3 separate regions of the Homo sapiens genome follow, and all the other regions are linked to region 3. A link is an interaction called in ENCODE POLR2A ChIA-PET data of the cell type or tissue named here. Cell type or tissue: GM12878. All regions are shown on one strand. Each heading gives the region's core, and the rest is flanking DNA. Links, peaks and the distances in the headings are about the cores only. Region 1 overlaps PRLR (prolactin receptor). Region 2 has its middle 180 kb from the start of SPEF2. Region 3 has its middle 71 kb from the start of PRLR.

Region 1 (5,000 bases), core at 1-5,000, 170 kb after region 3:
TCCTTTTAATATTTGAAGTATGTGCTTACATCTGTCGTCTTCTAGGAAAATCCCTATTTTTATGTTTGTATCTGGATTATTTTATAGTATGTGGGGTTTTTTCTTTCTACCACACATCTTCAATTCTAAGAGGAACTTTTTTCTTTGTTTATAATTGTTGACCAGGATTCATTTTATTATTAGCACTTGTTGAAAATTGTAGGGCTGGCCTGGTGCAGTAGCTCACGCCTGTAATCCCAGCACTTTGGGAGGCTGAGGTCAGGAGTTTGAGACCAGCCCTGGCCAACATGGTGAAACCCTGTCTCTACTAAAAATACAAAAATTAGCTGGGTGTGGTGGCGCACGACTGTAATCCCAGCTACTCAGGAGGCTGAGGCAGGAGAATCACTTGAACCCAGGAGGCAGAGGTTGCAAAGAGCCGACATCGCACCACCGCACTCCAGCCTGGATGACAGAGTGAGACTCCATCTCAAAAAATAAAAAGAAAATAAAATTATAGGGCTAATATGTTTATTCAAACCTCCTATAGCTCAACTGCCTACAAAATTTACCTTTTAACTGCATGGAAAATATTCCCTCTCCCATATCAAATTTCAAAAAGCTATGTATTTTTTTCTTTCCTTATTTTTTGTACCTTTTGACCAATATCTGTCCTTTCTCCTACCCCTCAGTCCCTGACAAGAACTTTTTAAATACATTTTATTATCTTTGAAATTGGAATACATCTTATAATTTTGGGCATATCATGATTTAACTGGAAGATTTTTTTTCTTGGTAGTAAATAAAGTAATGGCAGCAGATAAAACAATTGATAGCTTCTTAGATGCATTGAAATAAAGTAATCTCCAACAGTGACAGTGTCCTTTGAAGAATTTCTGAATGATCCAGAAACCTGCTGTGAACCATGTATTGTTTTTGACTGGTGCCCTATTGTATCCTCACCAAAATGAAGTTTAAATCTTTGAAACTGGAAAATAAGACAGAATAAGTATATAGATATTCTTCCTTTTGATTCTCTACACAGGGTGTTTTTCTCAATCACACAGTTGAATCTCACTGGCTTGTGCCTTTCACATGACTAATGAAACCAAAATGTGCATCATTTTGAAGCATGTCCTGTTTTCCATAAATTCCAATCTCTCCACAGCAATTCCATCACAAAACAGCAAACAAATCAAAAAATAAAAAACTTCCTGACTGCCCATCTCCTCAATGAAAATGTTGTGGTTTTACCATGATGACATTTTCTTTAATTGTGGTAAAATACACATAACATAGTATTTACTGTCTTAACTATTCTTAAGTGTACAGTTCAGCAGTGTTAAGTATATCGGATTGTTTTGCAACCATCTCCAGAAATCTTTTCATCTTGCAAAACTGAAACTTCCAAAGTATCTTTTAAAAGGCCATTCTTACTGAAGAATTCTCGCATAGAATTGAAATAGCTCATCTCTAGCTCTTAGCTATGCAGCCCTTCTAATTTTTGTCGAACATTTTCAAATAGCTCTAAGCCTCAAGCCTGAGATTTAGCCCTAACCCAGGCCAGACTGGACCACTAAATTTTTAAACATTTTTTCCAAACTATACTCTCTTTAAGTATGTGTGTATAAGAACAAATGGCTATTTCAGTCTATAAAATGAAATTAATGAAATTAAACATTTTAATATTTTAACCCTTTATTTTGCTTTGAGATGGAGTCTCGCTCTGTCATCCAGGCTGGAGTGCAATGGCGCCATCTCTGCTTACTGCAACCTCTGCTTCCCGGGTTCAAGCGAATCTGCTTCCCGAGTTCAAGCGATTCTCCTGCCTCAGCCTCGTGAATATTTTAACACGTTAATATTTAAGAATGTTTCCTCCTGGTTGATTCCCACTAAAATGCATGTGTCCTTCCATTAAAAGAGCCCAAGCACTACAGTGTCATTTCCATATCTCTTTTCTTGTCTTGCCTTGTTATTTAATGACTGAATGCTTCTTTGACATCAGAGAATAACCTTTCATGATATGCACTCAAATGTGTAGATGAATCAGATAACCATATCCTTGTTAAAGGAGATTATTCTGAAATATATGAACCAATGGGAAGACAGAATTTGTAAGACAGGAACTTTCTTACTGGATTTCTAGGAACGCTGGACCTTTCTGGTGATGCCTCCAGCATGTCCACAAAGGACAGGAGGCCAAATGGCTGAAACTCACTGCATGCTCCTTCTGGTACCCTTTCAGCTCCTCTTATCTCTTTTCTGTTTGGAGATCCTCCATGAGATTTTCTATAAGGTAATGAAAGTTATGCTGCTTAAAAAAAAGTCTTAAAAAGTGGAGAAAGTTCAGACTTATTTAAACAGACCTGGATTCAAACTACAGTCCAGTCACTTACAACCCATGTGGTCTTTAGACCAATCCCTAACCTTCTCCAAGCCTTGTTTTCTTTGTGAGTAGAATGAGGATCGTAATGTCTATTGTTATCTCTGAGTCGCTGTAAGGATTAAAAAGTAGAGTGTTATTGCATGCGTCCTCACCCTCAGTAAACGTTTGCTGATAGTATTCTGCATTAGAAATTGAAGAGTACCAGACATTATTGAAGCATCACTTTTTCTTTTTTTCTGTCTCCTTCTACTCATCTGCCTCTGTTAGAGGAGCTCAGGAAAAAGTATTAGCTAGGCTTTTTTTTTTTTCTTTTTCTTTCTGGAAGGCAATAGTTCTCAAAGTGTGGACTCGATACCAGCAACATAAACATCGAGTGGGAATTTAATAGAAATGCCAAATGTCAGACCCCAACCCAGAACTGTGAATCAGAAACTGGGGGTGGAGCTTAGCAATCTATGTTTCAAGCCTTCTAGGTGATTCTGATGAAGTTTGAGAACCACTGTAAAAAGTAGAGATTCACGTGGGCTAGCCAGCTAAAGTGGGAGCCGGTGAGGTTGAGGGTGGGCGGAGGTAGTCAGTAGCAGAGACAGGAAACGAATAGGAACTGGGCCTCTCAAGGAAGGGAAACCAGATCTGAGGACCTCTGCAGCTGCAGTTGATGAGTCTTCACCCTGATGCTGCCTCTCCCATGCATGACTCAGTCAACTTCTAGGGCAGTGATTCTCTCCTGGGCAATTTTGCCTCCCAGGGGAATTTGGCAATGTCTGGAGACACTTTTTATTGTCATGACTGGGGAGTTGCTACTGGCATCTGGTGAGTAGACTCCATGGATGCTGCTAGGCACCCTACAGTACACAGGACAGCCCCTATGACAAAATATTATCCAGTCCAAAATGTCCACAGTGCTGAGGCTGAGGAAGCCTCTTCTAGAGATTGTCCTCCCAAGCTGCTCGTCTCTTTTTCCTTCACCAACTAAGGCTTTACCTTGTACCTAAGAAATTCAATTGGCTTTTTTGAACCTTATATGGGTTCATACATGGGCCTCAGAGAGTCCACAAACTTGCACAATTCTGTTATTGTGTATGTATTTATTCTGCCTGTTGGGGAAGGGAGCTTTCATCAAATTCTCAAAGGTTGTATTCTATGTTCATTCTGCGTATGATTTCCCTACCTCACATTTTCTGCTCATTCATCACTTCTCTTTGCCACACTGCCGTTTTTCTACTTCATAACTTCTCAGCTGCTTCTCACATTGCTGCTTTCTTATCGTGGCCATATTTCCCAGTTCGAATTCCGAAGGTAAGGAATCTGATTATCCTGCTCTCCCCTATTCGGACAAAGCTTTTCCCACCAGACAACCTCATAGGCCCCTGGCCTTCCCACACCACAGCTGCCCTGGGTTCTGGTCAGGTCCCCCATGGGATGAGGAAGGCCAGTAGGGAGTCAATGTCACCCAGAACAAAACATGGCTGCCCAAGGCAGGCTCCCTCAGGACGGGCACTGGCTGAGGCAGGCATCGTGATTGCCGCGTCTAACAAAGATGGTCAGAAAACCCTAGGGTTAGGTTCTGGCTAGAGAAGCCACAAAGCACCTGGAAAGACAGGAAGATACTGGAGTCAATCTGAAACTCCAGGGTGTGGCAAACACATGTAGACCCTCAGAAGCCTAAGAGGAGGTTTTGCAGAACCACGAGGAAAAAATAACTCAGGGACCAGAAATAAGGGTCAGGACTCAAAGCAGTGGACATAATCAGGACAGAACAGGCCGAAGTGCAGACACAAAACAGATCAATAAAACCCAACAGCTCAGCAAAGGTGAGGCAGCTGTGTCTCCCTCTGGCTGCCTTTTCTCCCCTCCTCTCTCACCAGAAGCCAACGCGTACACGCTGAGTGGAGAGGCCGCGAGGACAAGACAGTGGGACATGCGTGTGCTGGGGAAGTCGAGAAGCAGGACAGGAGGCAGGTCTGAGAGATCTGGTTTGTGTCTTGTGCCCTGGTTCTCTCTGCATTCCTTCTCTGTCTCTTTTTCCCTTCCTCATGCCTTTTCCTTAGCTGATTTCCCTAGGACAGAATTATTTTCTTTTTCGGACTGAATGATAAAGAAGTATTTGTTTCCTAAGTCTTCATTTCAAAAGCAACAGGATAGAACTCTCTAAGAAAAAAAAAAAACACAAATCTCTAAATGACATTAAATTACATTTTTATTTATGTAGCCTTGAATGGATTGTTCTACTTTCAGTCAGTAGATTTAAAAGGGGAAAAAAAACATGTTCCTCAGTCCAATGTTATAGATGGCTTAGATGACTGGGCTGCGTTACACCAGCACCAGGAAATATCTAGAGCAGTGGTTCTCAAACTTTGCTCCACATTAGAATTTTAACCCTCAGGCGGCACCCCACGCCATTAAATCAGAACATCTAGGGATGGGAGCCAAACAGCCGTAGTTTTTAAAGTTTCTCAGATGATTCCAATGTGCATCACTGGAGACTCACTGTCTAGGAGGTGATTTTAATAAAGCCCTGATCCTTGCTTGCTTTCTTGCCACTTTACTTTTCCACCAGTAGAATGTAACAAAAGACACCTTTTATTTTTCAGTTAATTAAATTAAATCCCAGTTCATTGAGGTTGTGCTCTAA
Region 2 (11,208 bases), core at 3,675-8,674, 130 kb before region 3:
ATACACCACAATTTATTTATTTATTTATCCATTGAGGGATAATGGGTTTCCAGGTTTTTGGTGATTATAAATACACATGCTATAAAATTTAGTGCACAGGTTTTTGTATGGACATAAGTTTTAATTTCTCTAGAGTAAACATCTAGATATGAGATTGCTAGGTCATATGGTAAATGTTTGTTTAGCTTTATAAGAAACTGCCAAACTGACTTCCTAAATGGCTGTAATGTTTTACATTCCCATCAACAGTGTTTGAATATTCTAATAGATTTGCGTGCTCACTAGCACTTGGTATAGTCATAACTTTTTATTTTAGTCCATCTGATAGGAATGTATGTAGTGACATCTCATTATAAGTTCTATTTTTTAAAATACTTCCTTTTAAAATAGTTTTATATTTACAGAAAATTTTCAAAGATGGTCCAGAGAGTTCCTGTATACTCCATACTCAGCTTCCCCAATTAATTATGTATTACATTAGTATGGTGTATTTGTCACAATTAGTGAACAAATTATTGATACATTATTAACTAAAGTCCATCCTTTTTACATTTCCTTAATTTTTACCTAACGTCTGTGTCTGTTTCAGGCTCTCACACAAGATACCACTACATTTGGTCATCAGGTCTCCTTAGGCTCCTTTTAGCTGTGAGTTTTTTGAATTTTCCTTATTTTTGATGACCTTGAAAGTTTTAAGGAGTACTGGTTAGGTATTTTGTAGAGTGATCCTCTATTGGGCTTTGTCTGATGCTTTCCTATAACTAGATTAGCATTGTGGAATTTGAAGAGGGAGGCCACAGTAGCATTTTCATCACATCATATCAAGAGTACATACTACTGACATGACTTGTTGATGTTGACCTTGATCAGCTGAATCAGGCAGTGTCTGTAAGGCTTCTCCACTGTAAATTTACTCTTTCTTTTCCTTCTCCATACCATACTCTTTGGAAGGAACTCACAAAGCATAGCTCACACTTAAGGAATGAGGAGTTATGCTCTAATGCTTCATCTCCTTGAAGGCCAAGTATCTATAAAAACAAATTATTTGGAATTCTTCTGTATGGGAAATTTTTCTATTCTTTCCCCATTTACTTACTTACCCGTCCAATTATTTATTTAAGTAAGTGTGGACTCATGGATATTGATTTTATAGTGTGAGTTATAATTCAATAGTACTTTATGTTGCTGCTCAGATTGTTCTAGCTTTGTCCAGTGGGAACTCTTTCAGCTGGCTCCTATGTCATTTTGGTTTTTTGTTAGTTTTGGCTTTATGCTTTTAGCACTTCCTTACTTTCTGCCACTTCAAGATGTTCAAAGCTTATCTTTTATATTTTCTGCCAGTATAGAATCAGCCATTTCTCCAAAGAGATCTCAGTTTTTAAATTTGTGTTTATCTAGTGTTAGTAACCAAGTTCTGGGTGCTAAGTATGTTCATTCCTTCCAGGCCCTCTCAGCTAAGAGAAAGAAAAATATGTGTGTATACTAATACATGTATATATGTATGTCTATAAATAAGTATATATTTAGCCAGTATATTTATATTAAGCTAAGAATGAGTTTATACTGATATTTCCAACTCTAATCCATTGCTACATCGATTGTTCTAGTTTCCTGCTCCTCTTGCTTATCTATAAGCCTCACATTCCAACTGTGAGAAACTGGTCTTCCAACATCTGCCATAAATTTACTTTATTGTTCATTTCCAGTGTACACATATAGTGGTTTCAGAATTGTAAACCCATACCCTCATGGGAAGAAACTCTATTTACTAGAGTACACTGCTTATTTATAGTTTCTTTTGCTTTTTATCTTACAGATTCCACTCGTTTCCAAAGTCACTTAGGTCAGCACCATTTCATCCCCTCCCCTTTAGTGAGGTTATTTTGTACATTTGTAATACAGTTAGATTATCTTGTCACATTCTGCATTCTTCCATCTTTGGATTCCCCAACCTCCTAAACTTTTTCTTTTATTTGCATCCCTTAAGGTTTACTCCTTGTGCTGGAAGGTTCTGTGTTTTGATAAATGCATGTCATATATCTATCATTACAGCATTATATGAGAATAGTTTCACTGTCCTAGAAAATCCCCTGTGCTATTAACCTCCCTACCCCCAAATCCTAGTGACCACTGATATGTTTATTATCTCTATAATTTTGCCTTTCCAGTTTCCCATACTAATGGAATTATAGAATATGCAGCCTTTTCAAACTGCCTTCTTTCACTTAGCAATATGCACTTCAAATTCATCCACATCTTTTTGTGGCTTGGTAGTTTATTTCTTTTTATTACCAAGTAGTATTCCATTGTATGGCTGTGCCACAGATTGTTTAACTCTTCACTACCGAAGGACATCTTGGATACTTCCAGCTCTTCACAATCATGACTAAAGCTACTATAAACATTCACATGAGGGTTTTTGTGTTTACATACGTTTGCAAATCAGTTGGATAAATACCTAAGAAGGGAATTGGTGGTATGGTAGAGTATGTTTAACTTTATAAGAAACTGCTAAACTGTCTTCCAAAATGGCCATAACATTCTGCATTCCCATCAACAATGAGGGAGAGTTTCTGTTGCTCTGCATCTTCACCAGGAATTGGTACTGTCAGTATTGTGAATTTTAGCCATTCGAACAGTTATGTAGTATTCCCAGTTCCTCTTTTCTGTCCATTGCTGTCATTCATTTTCAGTACTTCATATGCTCTAATCACCCAATACATTGCTACTATTATTGCTTCAACAAACATACATCTTTTAGAAGCATTACGAATAATAAAAAATTTAGATTTTATTTTGCCTTCACTTATTCCTTCTCTAATGTTCTTCCTTTCCTTATGTAGATCCAAGTTTCTAACCTATATAATTCTAGCATCTATGTCACATCTGAGTTTGGTAAGTGCTTTGTCTCTTCAGACTGTTTTTTTCTTGCCTTAACAGGCCAAAACATGCCTTGTAATTTTTTTATTGAAATCAAGTGAACTCTAATGCTTTTTAGCTGTGGATCTTGGATACTTTACTCAATTCTTCTGAAGTTCTGGTGGTGGGGGAGGATTATGCCTACATTACAAAATTGTTGTGAGGATTGCTTAAAAACAAAGTCCTGTGTAAAGAGTGAGGCATATTTAGCCAAGGTAAGGTGCATGATTTGGCATTTCTTAGAGGTCGGCCTGCTTGATCTTAGGAAGTGCAGGTTCTCCTTCTTCATCTGGTGTTTATGACAACATTCTCTATTTGGGGATGTCAGGAGTTGGGGAGCACTGAGAATGGAGCACTGAGACCTATGTACTTACGAAAAGTAACTTAGTCTAATGGTTACAAATAAAGTATTCAACCAACCATTAGTTCTGAATATGGTCATCTGTTTTCTCACATTCAGTGCCAGATCATCTCTGAGAGTTGTCAGAATGCATTTAGAGCTTAACAACCTGAGGTGTTCTATCCTGATGATTAATGAGATACGGTAATAGTCATGGTGGGAAATTGAGAGTCAGGAGAAAAGCAGATCAGACACCAGCATCCATTCTATGATTATTTGAATCAGCTCCAGCTAATAAAGAGTACAGTCACAAAGGAAGATATTTTGAAAGAGAAAATATTCGAATCATCTCTGAGAAAACACACACACACACACACACACACACACCAATCACAGTTATTTTAAGACTTCTTAATATGAATCTAAGTAATTTTAATATGCCTTTCTAGTCCTCTGTTTTTTAGTGGAAAGGAAACTACGGAGTTGAGGATTTGAAGAAAGTCAATAGAAATAATAGGTTTACTGTTATTTATTTACTGTTAGAGACCATATTGTGTATGCAATTGAAACTGCTTTTGCGAAATTAAGTAAGAGAAATTTTACATAGTTGACTCCATCCATTTTCTGATCTCTAAGCTGTCTTTGGTCATTCCTGGGCATAAGCCAAGCTAACTTTGGGAGGAATTTACTTTATAGTTTAATCTGAAAGCAAGGATGATAATGGTCCTTCCCAAAACTAAGCCGCCTGTGTAAAACTAATGAAAAACCACCAGGTTAGGGCTATGAGAGGGACCTGCATTCTGCTAAGATGCAGGGATCGTTAAATGATAACCAGCAATTGTTCTGGAGGAAACAAGATTTGTAACTTCCCCAATTACTCCTGTAAATAACATCACTATTGTAGAATCTATGATTAGACTTTTGAGAGATCTTTTCAGACTACTGCATTTCTGAGACCAGCTGACTCCACCCAGATGGCGACTCATGCCTCAACTAGTCCTGTGGCCTCTACTCAGAGGCTGAGTTAGCTCACAAGAACCGTTTTCCACACCTCTATGGTTTCATTCTCAACTATTCCACATTCTTCATTCCCTAGCACCCTGCCCACCAAACTATCCTTGAAAATCCCCTAACCTCTGAGCAGTCAGAGAGACTGATTTGAGTAATAACTCCATCTTTCATGTGACCAGCTTTGTGTCAATTGAACTCTTTCTTTACTGCAATACCATGGTCTCAGTGAATTGGTTTTGTCTGTGTAGCATGCAGGAAGTACCCATTAGGCAATTACACATTGTGCTTCAATTTTTCCTAGTGATGAAAATAATATCCATAGTAGGCAAAATAATTGCTCCCCAAAGATGTCCATGTCTTAATTCTTATATCCTGTGAACATGTTACCTTACAGGCAAAAAAGGACTTTAAAGATGTGGTTATGTTGCAGAACTTAAGATGAAAGATCGTACAGGATTCCTGGTGGGCCAAATCTAACCACATGGGTCCTTAACATTACAGAATATTTCCTGGTTGAGGGAGATGTGGTCAGAGGGAGATGTGGTCAGAGGGAAATGTGACTATGGGAGGATTGTCAGAGAAAAGTAGTATTGCTGGCTTTTAAGATGGAGAAAGAAGACTATGAACCAAAGAATGCAAGCAGCCTTTTGAGGTTGAAAAAAGGAAGAAAATGGTTCTCCTCTAGATCTTCTAGGAAGGAATATAACTTGTTGATATCTTGAGAACTGTAAGAATAAATTTGTGTTGTTTTAAGCTGCGAAATTTGTGATAATTGGTTACAGCAACAATACAAAATTAATATGGCACCCATTTCAGAAATTAATAGCATTGTTTACAATAGTTCTATTGCTATTCAAAAGGAAAGATTTCATGGAAGTTCTCCACTATTCAAAAGGAAAGATTTCATAGAAGTTCTGCATGCAAATTTCTAAACCCCAGTACGGTATTAGACAAACTAGCAATATGATATTAATGTATTAAAGGTAACACTGGTTATGATTTTTATTTATAATATTAAAAATCTCTTTGAAAAAATATCAACTTTGAACCTCATAATAGCCTGCCTATTTGCAAGTTTAGCGGTATACATGTGGTAGTTGAAATTACTTTCAGTTTTTAGGAGACAAGACAGACAACCATGATCTCCGAGTTGCAGAAATGTGTACACTCCGCTCTAGTCTGGAATCTTTTATATACTATCATCAAGTGGCTGTATGAGTCACTACATTTCTTCTTCAATAAGTCTCATGGTCCATTGAAAATATTATGAAGAGAAAATGGGAGCAGCAGTGCATTTCCTAAAGCTAAAAACAAACAGCAAATGAATAGGCTCTGGATCCTATTAATCATATCAGAGACTGCGGAGAGGTAGTATTTCAATACAATTTTTTAAAAACCCAGCACATAATACTTTAAGGAAAAAGAAATTCTAGGCCTTTGTAGCAAATAAAAGAGACTGTCCAGCATCTAGCAATCCATAAAATGAAAAGTTAGACAGTAAGAGCCATTCAAAACCTTTTTGACTTAGATGTTGGTGGGTGAGTACTTCAGTAAATCTGCTCCAGGGTAAACTCAGCCAATTACATAAGAAATAAGCACATGCGCCCCCATATCAAAAGAGTGATGGCTTTATTTGTTGTGAATCCCCAAGAAGTTTAGTGTTTCTCCTTTACAAAGATTTCTTTTGGAAGAAAGTTACTAAAGGAAGGATGGACCTTGAGAATTGCAACAGAATTATGGTAATTGAAATCTGCTATGAATCGGATTCTTTACACCCATTGGCATTGTGGGATCCTTAATATTGCTGTTACAATTATGGTAATTTACTGATTTTGCTTAAAAAATAGATGAAAGCACATTTGAACTCAATAGGAAATGTGACAAAATAACCAGCAATTATTTCCCAAAAAATTCAGTAACTGCAATCATGAAAACTTGTTTTTTAGAGCGAGTCAAAAAATTCCTTATTTGTTGAGAACACACAAGCAGCTCATTCTCAATTTTGTATTTTATGTTTTGGCAAATGTAAAATTTCCTCTACCATTTTTAGCTTGTTTTTGGGTCTAGATGCAGTTAATGCTTTTCAGTACTGTCGGATAGTTGTATGTCAAATGGTATGAATTCAGAGAACTTAGGGAAGTCTTAATTTTTTACTAGATATCAAACACTGAAGCATTTTAGAAATTATCCTAAAGGTAAATGAAATCCAGTGTATCTAATAGTACTTATTTAGTTATTGCCATGGTGCTTAGCTTAATCGAAAATGAATTGTGTTGGCATACCTTAAAAAATAGAAGAAAATATAGGTCAGAGAATAATACCCTTCAGAAATTATATGATCTGGTCTTTAGGGGGCAGCAGAGGGAGCTTGCTTGTGAACAATAATACCAGTTATGAAGGTTCAAGCTACCTCTGTTCTCAATGAAATCGTGCGGCTGACTCAGATGTAACCACCAGACATTGATTGAAATTGTTATGATCACTAAGGAAAACCATTTTCCAATTCCGCTGCCACCCTAAGCAGCATATAGAGTTTTGCATTTATATTTCCTTTGAAGAATCTACAGCTGAGCTACAGAGAATTGCAGTTAGTAAGAATTATACATTTGTAAGTGAAGAACAAATTCCAGTAAGTGTTTCCTTTGATGTTCAGTAATTGCAAAATAAATGTCTTTACAGAGCAATGTAAACATCTTCTTTCACAATGGCTAACATTAATTAAGCACTTATGTGCAAGACGGTGTTTTAAGCATTTTATAAATACTAACTTCTAACTACTGTTAAAAATAATAGTAATTGGGAGACCATTAGGCTGAGAGGGCTCCCACGCTTTGGGTTCCAACATAAGTAACTGAAAGCCAACCTGGAGTGAATGGTCATAGCTATGAAAAGGAAACTTAAGCTTAGCCATTAAGCTTAAGCTCAAATGTGTTATCATCTAATTTTTTAAGCAAAATCAACAAATTACCATAATTATAGCAGCAATATTAAGGATCACAAACTGCCAACTAACTTCTAACTAGGGACTTTCCATTTTAGCCCATCAAATGTTCTCTTTGTCTGACTTCCAAGAACACCCTACAAAACGTTTCCCCTTGGGTCCTCTCAGTGGTGCCCTAAACTGTGGTATGATGCTGCCTGATTCCTAAATCACTATCTGCTTAAATAAGCTCTTTAAAATGTTAATGTGTAAGTTTATCTTTTAACATCAACCACAACAGCACTATGTGGTAATTCTTGTTATCCCATTTTGCAGATGAAGAAACTGGCTCAAAATGATTGCCATTTTCCCAAGGTCATGCAGGTAACATATGATAGAGCCAGGAAGTGTGACTCTATATATTTGGTGTCTCAAATACAACAGAAAACTGCTTCAGTGGGGTGGCATGGTGTGGGGGCTTACATTGATTTATATTAATGCTTTATATTAATGCTATATGCATTTTGTCACAGCTACATTGCTGCAATCATATGCTCAAAGCCAAGAAACTCATGTTAAAGGTGAATTAGGTGAGATGCTGGTCTCAAAGAGCTCTTTGATTCTTCACATTAATAAATCAACATGAAACTCCTGGCAGTTGAATGAATACATAGCCAGACTTTATAAAGATCCTATTTTCAATAGCAGCTTAGCTATGAGTTACTTGAAGACCAAATAAGTGGAGGTTTTCTTTTCTTTCTTTTATTTATTCAATAATTCAGTAAAATTTATAGAGCCTTACTGTGTGCTAGGAAATATTCTAGGTCCTGAAGATTCAATGATGGCTAAGACATAGGTTCTGTCTTCAGAAAGCTCATAGTCTAGTAAGGATGCCAGAGAAAGAGGTCATTTACAAAGATATGCAAATGTACTATGCTATATTTGAGCAAAGTGCTATGAACATGCATAAGAGAAATGCCCAACCCAGTCTATGTGAGACAAGAAAGTTGTCTTAAGTAAGATATCATTATTTTAACTTCTGGTATTTTAAGATCCTTAATAAAAACAGGCAAAAATAACAATGGATTTTTAAAAATAGATTTTTGGTGAGAATTACTTACGTATTTTACAGACATGGATAAGAACTTGAATGACAAAAATTAACAAACAGATGAAGTTCCATGAAATCCTCAAGGGAAGGGACAAATTTATATTGTCAATGCCTAACACAACATCTAGCACCCAGTAGGAGGTCAACAAATGAGAACTGAACTGAATCTGACAGGCATAGAGTGGCTAATCTGAAGCACCATGTTTAAGAAAGACATGGATCACTTGGGGAGATGCAAAGAATAGAAAAAGAACGGTTGAGGTCTACATGTTAAGTCTTGATCCACAATTGAACTTTCTGAGTTTTTCTGCAGACCTGATGAATTGCAGGAACTAAAATCCTGGGGAAGAGGTTTTTTTCTTAAACCTGATCTACTTCATCAAAAGGTCTTTTGTGGAGCATTACAAAACACAAGTTGTTAGGCATAAACCAGATTTATGTTTCTCACTTAAGCTGAAGAAGTCTAATATGGGATAAAATTATTGCAAGTCTGAAAGTATTTATAATGAAGTTAGGAATCATCTGCCCCCAAGTCCATTTTTAAAATGAAAACCTAAGCTAGACAGTTAAATTGAATTTAAAGTGAATTTTTTAAAAAGAAAGAATTGAAATGTGTCAAGGCTCTACTCAGTCTTAATTGAACCAGATCTTTCTCTTTTCTTCCAACTCTTCTACCACTGGAAAATTTGCGAGTAGAAATTGAAGAACAAGGAAGAGGTCAAGTTTGGAAGATGAGATGGTACCACAAAAAAAGCCTCCACAGACTCCTTGAAGAATTTAATGCCCACTAAAGAACAGAAATGTCAGTCCCTGCCCTACACCTCCCACCTTAGTACTTACTGCCAACAAATACACTAGTAAGAAGAAAGCTCTCAACAGTCTGTTAAATGCCAGAACTCTCAAGGTTGAAGATACTCTCTTGTTTTAAGTTTTTGGAAATAGTTGATTTATGAGGAAGATTCACTAGAAGTAGCTGTAGTTTTTTTTTTCTGTGTTTTCTTAAATTAATTTTTTGTTTGTTTAAAAGAGACAGGGTCTTGCTGTGTTGCCCGGGCTAGAGTGCAGTGGCACATGGTCATAGCTCACTGCAGCTTCAATCCCTTGCCTCAGCCTCCCAAGCAACTGGCACTACAGACGCATCACCATGTCCTGCTGATTTTTGTTTTGTTTTCGTAGAGATTGGATCTCACTTTGTTTCATAGGCTGGTCTCAAACTCCTGGCCTCAAGTGATTCTCCCTCCTCAGCCTCCTCAAGTACTGGGATTACAGGCATAAGCCACCACACCTGGCCTCTTTTTTATACTCTGTATTACTTTCAAAATTACTCAGCTTTCAAGAAATAAAAAAGAAATAACTGAATTCCATAAAAGCAAATCTGGCTATGCTAATTTATTACAGGAGTCTAGCCTTGGAGCCCAGAATACATTAAACAAAACCCAACGTTCTCTGGGAAATAAACCATTTTAGCAAGAATTGAAATAATGTCATCTAGCTTCTGTGCTGCTTAAGAGCCACTGGTACTGTACATCAATGTGACACCATAGTGCTAAATGTGGCAAATAAATTCATAACAATGTTGCAAGCTGGAAAGATGCTTCACAACTAAATTTCCTTTAGCTTGCAGGTCCACACCTACTGTGGTTCTGTTTCTACATGTCAGACCTGAGAATGAAGATTTCACAGGAGAATGTTACAGTTTTAGAGCTGGATATAAACTCAGAAATCAACTGATCCCAAGAACCATTGTTAACCTATCTGCACAAAGATGAGCACAGAAATGAAGAGTATGCATTTAGAAACTTATACAGCAATTTGACAGTTATTTTATCTTTTGTATCTCATAATTTTAAAAACCTGGGAATTGAATTTGTATGTCTTTTGTTTTGAATTTTATTTTCTGGTAATCTATTTTGATTTTACAAAATTATCAGTCCTTGAGAAATTGGAAAAAAAATTTAAGTATTCCTTCCTCACATGGTTTAAGAAGAACTGCCCTTTTGGTCGTAATGAAATACCCAGGGGACAGCCTGGGACATGTGAAGTTAGACTGAGGAGCCAGGGTATAGGGACGCAGGGTCTCATCTCTTGTTTCAGAATAGCGCACTGTTAATCTAAGTGCTGGGTGTCAGCAGGATAGATAATAGTACGATAAAGCTGACAATGATAATATTTATATTGGGAAGTAGAAAAGAAAGTCATATGCTGGAATCGTTCTCTCAAAGTAGGGAGAGAACTTATACTGGTTTTATACCTTTCTACTTTTCCTTCTTCCCTAAATTGTCTACAGAGATGGGAGCTTAGCCTAAAAATGTAATCAGATGGAAGGAGAAACAGTAATTTCAAAGCTTCTACCTGTGTTTTGTGCTGTGGAGGTGTGATGTAGTTGGTTCTCATTTAGCAGATCATCCGAGCTCAATCTGAGTAGGGGGTAGAAAATGAAACTCTAATTTATGAGAAATTTGGAGGTTTGAAGGCTAAGGTGGTAAGAGAGAGAGAAAGGTCTGAGGAGGCAAACCCTCAGGGATCGGAACCTACCTACGAGACATTCCCAGAGGCAGAGAAAGACCGTGGGTTTAGAGCAGCGTTGTTTAATATTCCATCTTAAATTAGTGACCATGTTGTGCTAGTATATGTGGATATTTCCCTCCATTAGCCCAAACCTTCAGTTGAAAGCTGGCTTTGTCCAATTGCTTTGTACTAATGGAACTTAAGGGGGAAAAGGAATGGAGCGTTTAGGTATAATGTGCATGTGTGAAGAAAGCATTGGGTTCAGTTTCCATTTTGAGGAAAATTCACAAGCTCATAGGTAGGGCAGCAGTGGCTGAGGCAGACACACAGGGATTGAGAATCCAATGAGATCAGAACATTTCATGAGAAAAGACCAGAGGGGTGACTCGGTGCTCCTGC
Region 3 (11,208 bases), core at 2,735-7,734:
GGGGATAGTAGAGCCACAAATAAATTTCTGACAACCTCATGGAGTACAGCCACTATACCAGCCCTGTACCACCTACTTCTCATATTACACAAGAGACTTCTATCTTGTTTAAGCCATTTTAACTTAAAGGCTTTCAGATTGTTTAACCTAATAAGCATAATTATCTATACTTGTCTCCTGTGTTGTATCAACCTGACTAGAAAATGGGTGGGCTGTACTAATATAGGCTTTATGGGAATTGGCCAGAGACTGTCTCAGGTTATCAGAAATCTGACCCAAGAAGCCAAGATTCAGCAAGAGTTGAGGTTGTAATATAAGACAGTAGGGATACAGCCAAAAAAAAAAAAAAATCAGAAAATCAAGCTAAGGCAGGTCAAATCTGACAGATTCACACACAGCAGAGAGCCCCAAGGAGAATACACATGTGTTTTCAGATATATGGGAAGTCTAGCACAGTGGCCCAGGCAGGTTGTCAGAAGCTGGGCAGAGGAATTTCAAAAGCTGAAAAGAACATAGCTCCAAAGTAAACATGTGCATATTTATTCTGCCCACTGGCTATGGTCTTCTGACATCTTTCATACTGAAGTCATCCAGTTTTACTGGCCTGGCTGCCCCCGACAGTTCTCTAACCTTAGTCCTTTGCCTCCATCTGAGCAGGAAACTCATTACTTATATCAGAGGGGTAGGTTGTATTCTTGCAGTGAACTGGAGATCTCACTGGGGGAAGGAAACCTAGACCATCAGGATTCCTCTGGAACCAGTGGGAGAAAAGGTCTTTAGTTCAGGGCTGAAAAGGCACTGTCTAACCTGGTAAATACTGGCCACATGTGCCTACTGAACACTTGCGATGTGGCTAGGCAGAATGGAGACATTCTGTAAGTGTAAAATACACCCTGGATTTTGAAGACTTAGAACAAGGAGTGTAAAATATCTCATTCAAGTTTTTATATTAATTACACATTGAAATGAGGCCAGGCACTGTGACACATGCCTGTAATCTCAGCACTTTGGGAGGCCAAGGCAGGAGGATCACTTGAGGTCAGGAGTTCAAGACCAGCCTGGCCAACATGGTGAAACCCTGTCTCTACTAAAAATACAAAAATTAGCTGGGCTTGGTGGTGCACACCTGTAATGCCAGCTATTCGGGAGGCTGAAGTAGGAGAATCGCTTGAACCCGGGAGGCAGAGGTTGCAGTAAGCCAAGATGGCGCCACTGTACTCCAGCCTGGGCAACAGAGCAAGACTATGTCTCAAAAATAAAATTTTTTAAAAAGAAATTATATTTAATATATATTACAGTAAATAAAAGGTATTATTAAAAATTAATTTATCCTGTTTCTTTTAGCTTTATTTGTGGCTTTCAGAAAATATGAAGCTACATATGTAGATCACATTATATTTCTATTGAACAGCACTTGTCTAACAAGCTGAGTTTCTAACATTTGGAAGAAACTTCTGTTTTCTCAAGTGAGAAAAGTTTCAAACTACAAACACCCTAACACCTGAGTCCCACTCCATAACAAAAGTGGCATACAGCCAATTTGACTCACGATGTTTCCTTCATTTTCTTGTCTGATGAGCCCACATCTTTGAGGTTCATGCAAACACCCAGTTCTGGGAATGAGATTCTGTGTGCCATTGCCCATGGGGAAATGACTGCTAACCAAATTCTTAATCTCCACCAATTATTAAAAGGCAGTTCTAGCCATTAAACATTGAAAATTCTATTTAGACAGACTGTTAAAAAAAAAAAACAGAGACACTTTTCATATTGGCTTTTCTTATTGACCTAACTAAACACTCATTGCAGTCTTGTTCCAAAACTATATCTTCCATTAGCACAAAGGAAAACCTGTTCTTATAGTTCATGTAGTAGGGTATGGAATATAGAAAAAAATGTAAACAGTAAGCCTTTTGTGAAGAAGGAAATTCTGTTTGTCCTGCCTATTCTATCCTGAAAGCACAAACTGAAACTTTTACAAATGTGTTGGCGACCTCTAATGAGAACAGAAGTGGAAAGGGAATGATCTCTTTTCTCCCTATGGCAAAGAGTCATGGCTGACACCACTATAGCAAAAACAAACAAACAAACAAACAAAAACACCCACAGGTTAACAAGGGAAAAGCATAGCAAATTTATCATGAATATGTGCATACCTGGGCACAGAAGTTATACAAAATGTGAATACAAAGAGGGTCAGTTGGTTGATGCTTAAATACTCTCTTCAAAGAAGGACAGATGTATGGATCTAAGAAGTGGGAAACAGACGTTATGGGAAGGCGAGGGGCAGACTTACACAGGAACAAGGGTTGTCTTATTGTGCAGATAAAACGTGTCAGGTAATCTCTTGGAGAACAGACGAAAATTCCATCTGGGTGTGGTGGTTACTCCCAGTCTCTTCTCTTCTCTGGTGGTTGACCTTTACCGGTTATTCGATGAGATCCCTAGGGAGGGGGTCTTAAGACAATTCCATTTCTTTTGGAAATAAGGATAAGGAAATTTCACATTAGGAAATTCCAGAAAATCTGTCTCAGTGCTTAGTGGAGAAGTTGGGGAGGCGAGACAAGGTTACAGTGACCTCGATTCTGAGGCAGCTTCTAAGGTCTCTCAGGATGTCAAAGTCCCTGTCTTTGGGGTACTGCTTTCTGAGCCCCAACAGAGCCTAGCTGATCTCCACATTGGCAAACAGCTGAATATTTCACAGAGGATTTGGAAAGAGGTGAAAAAACAGTTCAGGCAGGCAGCTTTAACAGACTATATTTACATGACAGAGATATGAAAAGTTTTAGTAAATCTGGATCACATACAGAAAGCTGGAAGCAATTGCTACTGCACGGTGCTGTTTGGGTAGAAGACTTAATAGGTCTTTCTCCTCCCTTTGGGTCTTATTAAACATCATTTTGGCTTAAGAAGACAACTCTGTTGTCCAGGTTAACAACATTTTCATGTCAAGTGCCTGGTATTCCCAAAGAAATGTCCTTCCTTTTGGCTAAGCAATATATTAAGTAATGCACTAAACAATACAGGCTGCCAGCAATCCTGTTTTCTCATGACTTTTCTTTTCTCTGGATTCTTTTAAACTTTCTACATAAATCTCATTCTTTTAACCTCTCCTGAACTATTCTTAAATTTACAAAAAAGAAAGACACGTTTGTCACGCCTGCAATCCCAGCACTTTGGGAGGCCGAGGCGGGTGGATCACAAGGTCAGGAGATCAAGACCATCCTGGCTAACATGGTGAAACCCCGTCTCTACTAAAAATACAAAAAATTAGACAGGCGTGGTGGCGGGCACCTGTAGTCCCAGCTACTCAGGAGGCTGAGGCAGGAGAATGGCGTGAACCCAGGAGGCAGAGCTTGCAGTGAGCCGAGATCACGCCACTGCACTCCAGCTTGGGCAACAGAGTGAGACTCCTAAAATAAAATAAAATAAAATAAAATAAAATAAAATAAAATAAAGTAAAATAAAATAAGAAAGACACATTTGGGTTAAATTAAAGTAATGGTGGTCTATTGTAAAGATTAGAAATAAGGGGCCAGGGGTGGTGGCTCATGCCTGTAATCCCAACATTTTAGGAGGCCAAGGCGGGTGGATCACGAGGTCAGGAGATCGAGCCCATCCTGGCTAACACAGTGAAACCCTGTCTCTACTAAAAAATAAGCTGGGCGTGGTGGGGCGTGCCTGTAGTCCCAGTTACTCAGGAGGCTGAGGCAGGAGAATCGCTTGAACCTGGGAGGTGGAGGTTGCAGTGAGCTGAGACTGCACCACTGCACTCCAACCTGGGTGACAGAGCAAGACTCTGCCTCAAAAAAAAAAAAAAAAAAAAAAAAAAAAAGAATAGAAATAAGGAAGATAGGAGTGGCAGATGCTTAACTAGTCCCCCAATTCCTACTGCTCACCCACATGGAAAATAAAGTTTTGGGGGAACAGGAGAATTTATCAAGATACAGTGCAATCCATGCAGTTCTAGCAACTGAGTTGTCTTGTTGACTGAGTTCTCTCATTGCGGGCATGCACAGAAGGCAGTTTCATTTTCCACCTTTGGGATGACTCTGTGACTCTCCCCACCCCTCCTGCTTCTTCTGACTGGATACATGCCTGGCCCTGCTTCTCAATTTCTGCCTGTCAGAGAAAAGTTCTAACTGGTTCAGCTGGGGACTGTCAAGTACAGCAATGTTCAACCCTGTTTTAGTTCTCAGACACGTTTCATTGCTCTACATAATCCTGTGAACCATATTACAAATTGTTTGAATCATGTCTTTTTACAATGAAAATTATTCAATGTGATTAAATAAAAATACTCCAGATTTTAAAAGATTACCTAATTGACCTATATAATATATAAGGACATTAAAAATGACTTTCCACAGATAATTAGATAGGCAGATGCATTAATGTGCTTTAAACCAATGAAGATAAATACATCATTTATTGACAAGTTCATTTCAAAGAACATTTGAATATTTGGTTTTGGTATCAGGTATAAAAGTACAGGTTTAAATTCAGTCATTTCATTGCATTGATATTGAGAAAAAATGCTACCCTAATTTAATTATAGACAGTTTCCTCCTGCCTGCTGCACAGAGAAAACTCATTCACACCACAGAGACTTAGGGTTTCCCCTTGGGCTTGATTATCTGCACCATGTACAGGGTACAGAAGATGGGAAAACTTAACTGAATCTAAGAAAAGAGTTTCACATAAGCCTGGAACCTCAAAGGGTGACACTCTCAGTGTTGAGTGAAACAAGAAATAAATGTAGACATTCAAAAGAGGACAGTGTGGGAACTTGCCTTTCTCAAATTGAGTTCCAGATGAAGAAGAAATCTCCAAAAAGAATTTAGTTTTTCAAGATGGCTTTCACATAAATTGTGTTTTAAATTTATGTTTTATGATTAAGATGGAACAGAAACACCCCTCTTTAGGGGCCTATAGAAAAAAAAGAAAATCCTGAGTTCCTTCAAAAAAAAAATCCAGATAGCTAAGTAGCCCCTAAAAAGTAAATAAGTAACTTGTTAAGCAAGAAGGTAATAGCCTAAAACAGTAGTCACAAAAGTTGAAGTCCAAAGATAGTTGCTTTCCCTGTAAAAACTAAAGATAATATCCTAACATATGTCCCTGAGTTATTTCAACTGCTGTGACAAAATTCTTGGCAAACAAGAACCAGACACCCAGCAAATTTAACTTTCAGAAATGAGAGGAAAATAATGGCATTTTCACACAATCATTAAGCTAGGGAGTTCACCGCAGAAAGACTTCTTTTTTTTTTTTTGAGACGGAGTCTCGCTGTTGCCCAGGCTGGAGTGCACTGGCGCGATCTCGGCTCACTGCAGGCTCCGCCCCCTTAGGGTTCACGCCATTCGCCTGCCCCAGCCTCCCGCCTCAGCCTCCCGAGTAGCTGGGACTACAGGCGCCTGCCACCTTGCCCGGCTAATTTTTTGTATTTTTAGTAGAGACGGGGTTTCACTGTGTTAGCCAGGATGGTCTCGATCTCCTGACCTCGTGATCCACCCAACTCGGCCTAGAAAGACTTCTTTACAGAAATCTTAAGGAATGCATTTTAAGGTCAAGGAAATTATGCTAGAAGGAAAGTCTGTGATACAAAAAGGAAAGAAAGAAACAATAAACAAAGATATATGGATAATACCAAGCAATTATTGACAGCACACAAACCAATAAAAATATCTAATACACAGTAGATAAAACACAGGCCAAAATGAAAATACTTCACAGTAGGAGTTTGTAAATTGCATAGGGAGATCATGAGAGTTTGTGTTTATATTACTCAAAAGAAAGGTAAAGACAGACTTTATTGTATTGAGTAAGTATTAACCTGGTTAAAGTAGCCAAGGTAACCAAATAAAGGGTGAATATAGAACATATAAATTCCAAACAAACAGAGGAAAGAAAATGTGTGGAGTTGGAGGCAGAGGTGTGAGAGGTGGGGGGGAACTGAATTGAAAACAAGGCAAGGAAGGAGTGGGGGGAAAATTAGAAAAAAAGTGATACAAGTAGGAGACACCTGGTAAGCTGATAGAAATTGACTCCATTATATAAGTATTCAAAAGAAATAATACAAGTTAACTCCTCATATGTACCCAACAGAAATTCTACTTGATAGAAAGTCATGTACTCAAGTGTTCTGAGTAGTGTATGCAAAATAGCCAAAAACTGGAAACTTCTCAAACACCTATTCCACAGTACAATGGAAAAATAAATTATTGTTTATTTTATACAAGAGAATTCTATGCAGCAATGAGAATGAAAAATCTACAACTACATGCAACAATATGGGTGAGTCTCTTAAACATCATGTTGAGTGAAAGAAGGTAGACACAAAAGACAACCTAGTGTATGATTCCATTTACATGAAGCACAACAAACAGGCAAAACAAATTCATAGTTTAGAGATAAAGATGGTGTAGGGAGGAGGAAGGAAGAGGAAATAGGGAGGGAGGAAGGAGGAGGAAGAAAATGTAGAAACTAGAAGGACGGGAATCTGGGAGGTAGTGAGATTTTCTTTCTCCATCAATGTTTTGGTTACACAACTGAATCCAGTAGGTAAAGATTCATTAAGTGACATATCTATGATTTATGCATATTACTGTATGTAGAATGTAGATTAAATTTCAGTAAGTGGGTTTTTTTTTTCTTTTAAGTTCAGGGATACAGGTGCAGGTTTGTTACATAGGTAAATTTGTGTCATGGGGGTTTACTGTATAGATTATTTCATCACCCAAGCATCAAGCCCAGTATCCATTAGTTCTTTTTCTTGATCCTCTCCCTCCTCCCACCCTCCACCCTCCAAAAGGCCCCAGTGTGTGTTGTTCCCCTCTATGTGTTCATGTGTTCTCATCATGTAGCTTATAAGTGAGGACATGCAGTATTTGGTTTTCTGTTCCTGTGCTAGTTTGCTAAGGTTAATGGCCTCCAGTTCCATCCATATCCTTGCAAAGGACATGATCTTGTTCTTTATTATGGCTGCATAGTATTCCATGGTGTACCACATTTTCTTTATCCAGTCTACTATTGATGGACATTTAGGTTGATTCCATGTCTTTGGTATTGTGAATAGTGCTGCTTCTTCACAGCAAAGGAAACCATCAACAGAGTAAACAGACAACCTACAGAGCAGGAGAAAATTTTCACAAACTATACATCTGCCAGAGGTCTAATATGCAGCATCTATAAGGAACTTAAACAAATTTTCAAGAAAAAACAAACCATCCCATAAAAAGTGGGCAAAGGACATGAACGAACACTTTTCAAAAGAAGACATGCATGGAGGCAACAATTATATGAATAAAAGCTCAACATCACTGATCATTAGAGAAATGCAAATTGAAACCACAAAGAGATTCCATCTCACACCAGTCAGAATGGTTATTATCAAAAAGGCCAAAAATAACAGATGCTCGTGAGGTTGTGGAGAAAAAGGAATGCTTACACACTGTTGGTGGGGGTGTAAATTAGTTCAGCCATTGTGAAAGACAGTGTGACGATTCCTCAAAGGCCTCAAGTAAATGGTTTTAGAAATTCAGCTGCATGTTATTAATAAGAGACACACCTATTATTTAAGGAAACAGAAATATTAAAGGTTCAAGGATGAAAAAAATTGCCAGGTAATAATTAACTGAATAATTATACAAAATGGACCTCAAGGCAAAAAAGCATTGCTATAAATAAAGACATTCACTGAAACATGATGTAAAATTCCTAAGTTTGTGTGTACATAAGGATATAAATTCAAAATATGCAGAGCGACATGTTCCTGAGCTAAAGATATTGACAAATTCACAAACATAACAAGAGATTTGAAAACATTTATATTAGCAATCTAAAGATCAAGCAGACAAAAAAATCTAAAAGATATAGATTATTTAAAAGAAAAATTTTAAATCTCAACTAATTTGTTGTACCCAACAATTTGAGAATACACATTTTTCTTAAGCATATATTGAACACTTACAAAAATTAGCCATATGTTAGACTATACAGGTAATATTAATAAATTCTAAAGATTGGCTATTCCACAGATCACATTTTCTCGCTACAAGGCAATTGAATTAAAAAATCAATAAAAAATTAACTAACAAATAATAACCTTTATTTGGAAATTTGAAAAACACACATAATTCTATTTAATTGATATTTAAAAAGACATCTTAGTAACATCTAAAAATAATTTTTAAAAAAATCACAAACAGAAAAATGTGTTCATTAAACCTAAAGCTGCACTTGGAGAGAGAAACTTACAGCCTATATGTTCACATCAGAAACGAATTCTCAAAATTAATGAGTTACAAACATCTCATAAAATAGTTTACAGAAAAAAACACAGGAGAATATATCCAAAGAAAGAGGGAAATAAAAATTAGAGGTAAGACCAGAAATTAGTGAAATTAAAAACACAGACATAACAGCGATATCAGCAATGCCAGAAATTGAATCTTTAAAAGCCCAGTAAAAGAGACAAACTTTGGAAATATTAATTAAGAGAAGAAAAAAAAAGGTTAAGCACAAGTAAACAGTGTTAGAAATGAAAAAGGGGACATGATAAAAGGTGCTATAGAAATTAACAGAAAATAAAAGAACATAGTGAAAGACTTTTGTCAGAAATGGATTAACTTTGGCTGAAATGGATAAATTTTTTGAAAAAAATACAACTTATTGAAATTCATTTAAAAAGAAATATTTCTACAATGTGTAAAAAAAATTGATTGGTAGGTAAAATCTTTCTCACACACACAAAATTACTAGGTCCACATAGCTTTACTGCCAGTCCTGTCATTCAAGAGACAGATAATTCCAGGCTTACACAAAATCTTCCTGAAAATAAAAAAGAAAAACAAAATCCCCCAAATCATGTTATGAGGCCAACCTAACCTTGTCATCAAATTCAAAGAGTAGTACAAGAAAGAAAATTACAAGGCCAGTCTCACTCATGAATACAGGTGGGAAAATTCTGCGTAAAATATCAGCACACCAAAACCAGTAATAATATGAAAGATAATTTTTCATGACCAATTGGGATTTGTCCTAGGAAAACAGGAAACTAATTATTTGTAATTCACTATGTTAAATTATTTGTAATTCACTGTATTAAATGGTTATTTTTTAAAGATATTTTAAAAAGCATTCAATAAAATGAAAATTCATTTGCAATAAAATCTCTCAGCACATTAGGAATTGGAGAGGTGCTCTTTATTTCCTTTTTGCCTTGCAGATCTATCCTCTGCCTACCTCTCCCTTGATCTGGCATCTGGGAGTCCAACCCCTAAGGGCTGCATCACTTAGGTGCCTTACCCTTAGCTGCATGTGAGCAAGAAATTCAAGGGTGGGAAGAGATGAGAAGAAAGTCAGGGTATTTCCTCCCTTCCCTGATGAATGCTGCAGCTCAGGCTATATAACTACAACTCCTACTAGACAGTCCCTTGTTCCAAGTCCAGCTCTCACTAGTATAGTAACAGCAGGTCTAGAAAAGATAAACAGCTTCCTATTACGTGCTTTACCATACGCTATTCATTGCCCTAGCTCTGTCTATGCCTATATAAATTTTCTTTCATTCAATACTCTTCAGAATTCCAGCTCATATGCTATTAACCTTTGTTACAGGTTGACTTGTATTCCGTCTTGAATTTGTATGTTGAAGTCCTAACCTCCAGGACCTCAGAATGTAACCATATTTGGAAATTAATAATTTAAAGAAGTAATTAAGTTAAAATGTGGTCTTTAGGACAGGCCCTAATCCAATATGACTGGTGTCTTTATAAGAAGAGATTAAGACATAGACACATACAGAGTACAGACTGAGGATACTAGCAGGAAGATGGTCTTCTACAAGCCAAGGAGAGAGGCCACAGAATAAAATTAACCCTGTCAACACCTTGATCTTGAACATCTCCACTCCAGAACAATAAGAAAACAAATTCCTGTTGTTTAAGTCATCCAGCCTGTGAAACTTTGTTTTGGCAGCACTAGCAAATTGATACAACTCATTAAAAGACATCTACAAAAAGACAAACAAGTAAAAAACAAAACAAGACACAGCAAACATAATTATTAACGATTAAATGTTAAAAGCATTTCCTTTAAGACTGGCAACAATGTAAAGATTCTATATATCACTAATTATATGGAGGTTCTAAAAAGTCTAGACAGTAAAACAAGAAGAAGGATTAGAGATATAAAAACAAAGCTATCATTATTTGCAGATTGTAAAATTGTCTACGTACAAAATTCAAAAATCTAAGGATAACTTATTAGAGTAAATAAGAGAGTTTAGTTAGTTTGCTTAATACAAAAGCAACGTACCAAAACTATTGGCATGTTTATATTCCAGCAATAATCATTTTAAAAAGGTAACTTTAAGTATTAGGTATTAATCCCAATAACAGTAACATGGTATACTTAGGAATAATTCTAACAAAAATACTCAAGGCCTGATAAAAAATATAAAATTTTGTAAAAGACAGTAGACAAATGAAAAGATATAAGCACCATGACCTTGATAGAAGGACTCAATATCATAAAATTATCAGTACTCTCTAAATAAATTCATAGCAGTTATGATCCATCTTGATAGATTGTTTCTTGAAAATTGCCAACCTGATCCTAAAATTAATATGAAAGAGATAAGACCCAAATTAGCCAATACACTTCTGCCAGCCACGAAGGCATATTATAAATCTACAGTTAAGATAGTGAGTCCCAACACAAGGTTGAATAAATAGAATCAATAGAATACAATATATCAGAAAAGCCAGAAACAAGCCCATGTAAAATGTAAATGATTTATGAAAAAATAATTGTGACCTACAGATAAGGGAGAAAATAATGGATTATAACAGCAAACAGTGCTGAAACAGTTGGGAACAATGTATAAAATCAATTCCATGTGGATTTAAGATTTAACATGAAAAAAACCCTACAGACTACACGGTACTATAATTAAAAATAGGGGAATATATATATATTTACTTTAGGGAAACATTTATTAAGAAACAAAAGGCCTAATCCACACAGAAAAATATTAATAAATTTTACTGTATTAAAATTTAGAACTTTAAATCTTCAAAAGATACCACAGAAAGAGTAAAAAGACAAGCCAAACACTGAATAATATTATTTGAACGTTATACAAACAAAATAAGACTAGTATTAATGACTTCGATGAATCAATAAGAAAAAAGCAAATAACACAGCCTC

Evidence for each region. Peaks named below come from ENCODE experiments on the same cell type or tissue, not always from the same donor. Only the 100,000 strongest peaks of a DNase experiment are listed, where the experiment ranks them.
Region 1: POLR2A ChIA-PET joins it to region 3 with 6 read pairs; 2 of 35 experiments call an interaction of 5 or more read pairs at or near these places.
Region 2: POLR2A ChIA-PET joins it to region 3 with 5 read pairs; 1 of 35 experiments calls an interaction of 5 or more read pairs at or near these places.

Annotation. Positions count from the first base shown.
Region 1 is chr5:35,134,624-35,139,623 of GRCh38, reverse strand. The region is part of intron 1 of PRLR (prolactin receptor); the gene reads left to right. Among named protein-coding and RNA genes, the nearest start is that of AGXT2, 89 kb to the right of the region's middle. In GM12878, for the core only: no CTCF peak of the experiment used is centred there; no DNase peak of the experiment used is centred there.
Region 2 is chr5:35,432,058-35,443,265 of GRCh38, reverse strand. No RefSeq gene overlaps it. Among named protein-coding and RNA genes, the nearest start is that of SPEF2, 180 kb to the left of the region's middle. In GM12878, for the core only: a CTCF peak has its summit at 6,630 (motif pointing right); a DNase peak (open chromatin) is centred at 6,692.
Region 3 is chr5:35,296,203-35,307,410 of GRCh38, reverse strand. No RefSeq gene overlaps it. Among named protein-coding and RNA genes, the nearest start is that of PRLR, 71 kb to the right of the region's middle. In GM12878, for the core only: no CTCF peak of the experiment used is centred there; DNase peaks (open chromatin) are centred at 4,080 and 4,670; H3K27ac peaks cover 720 bases.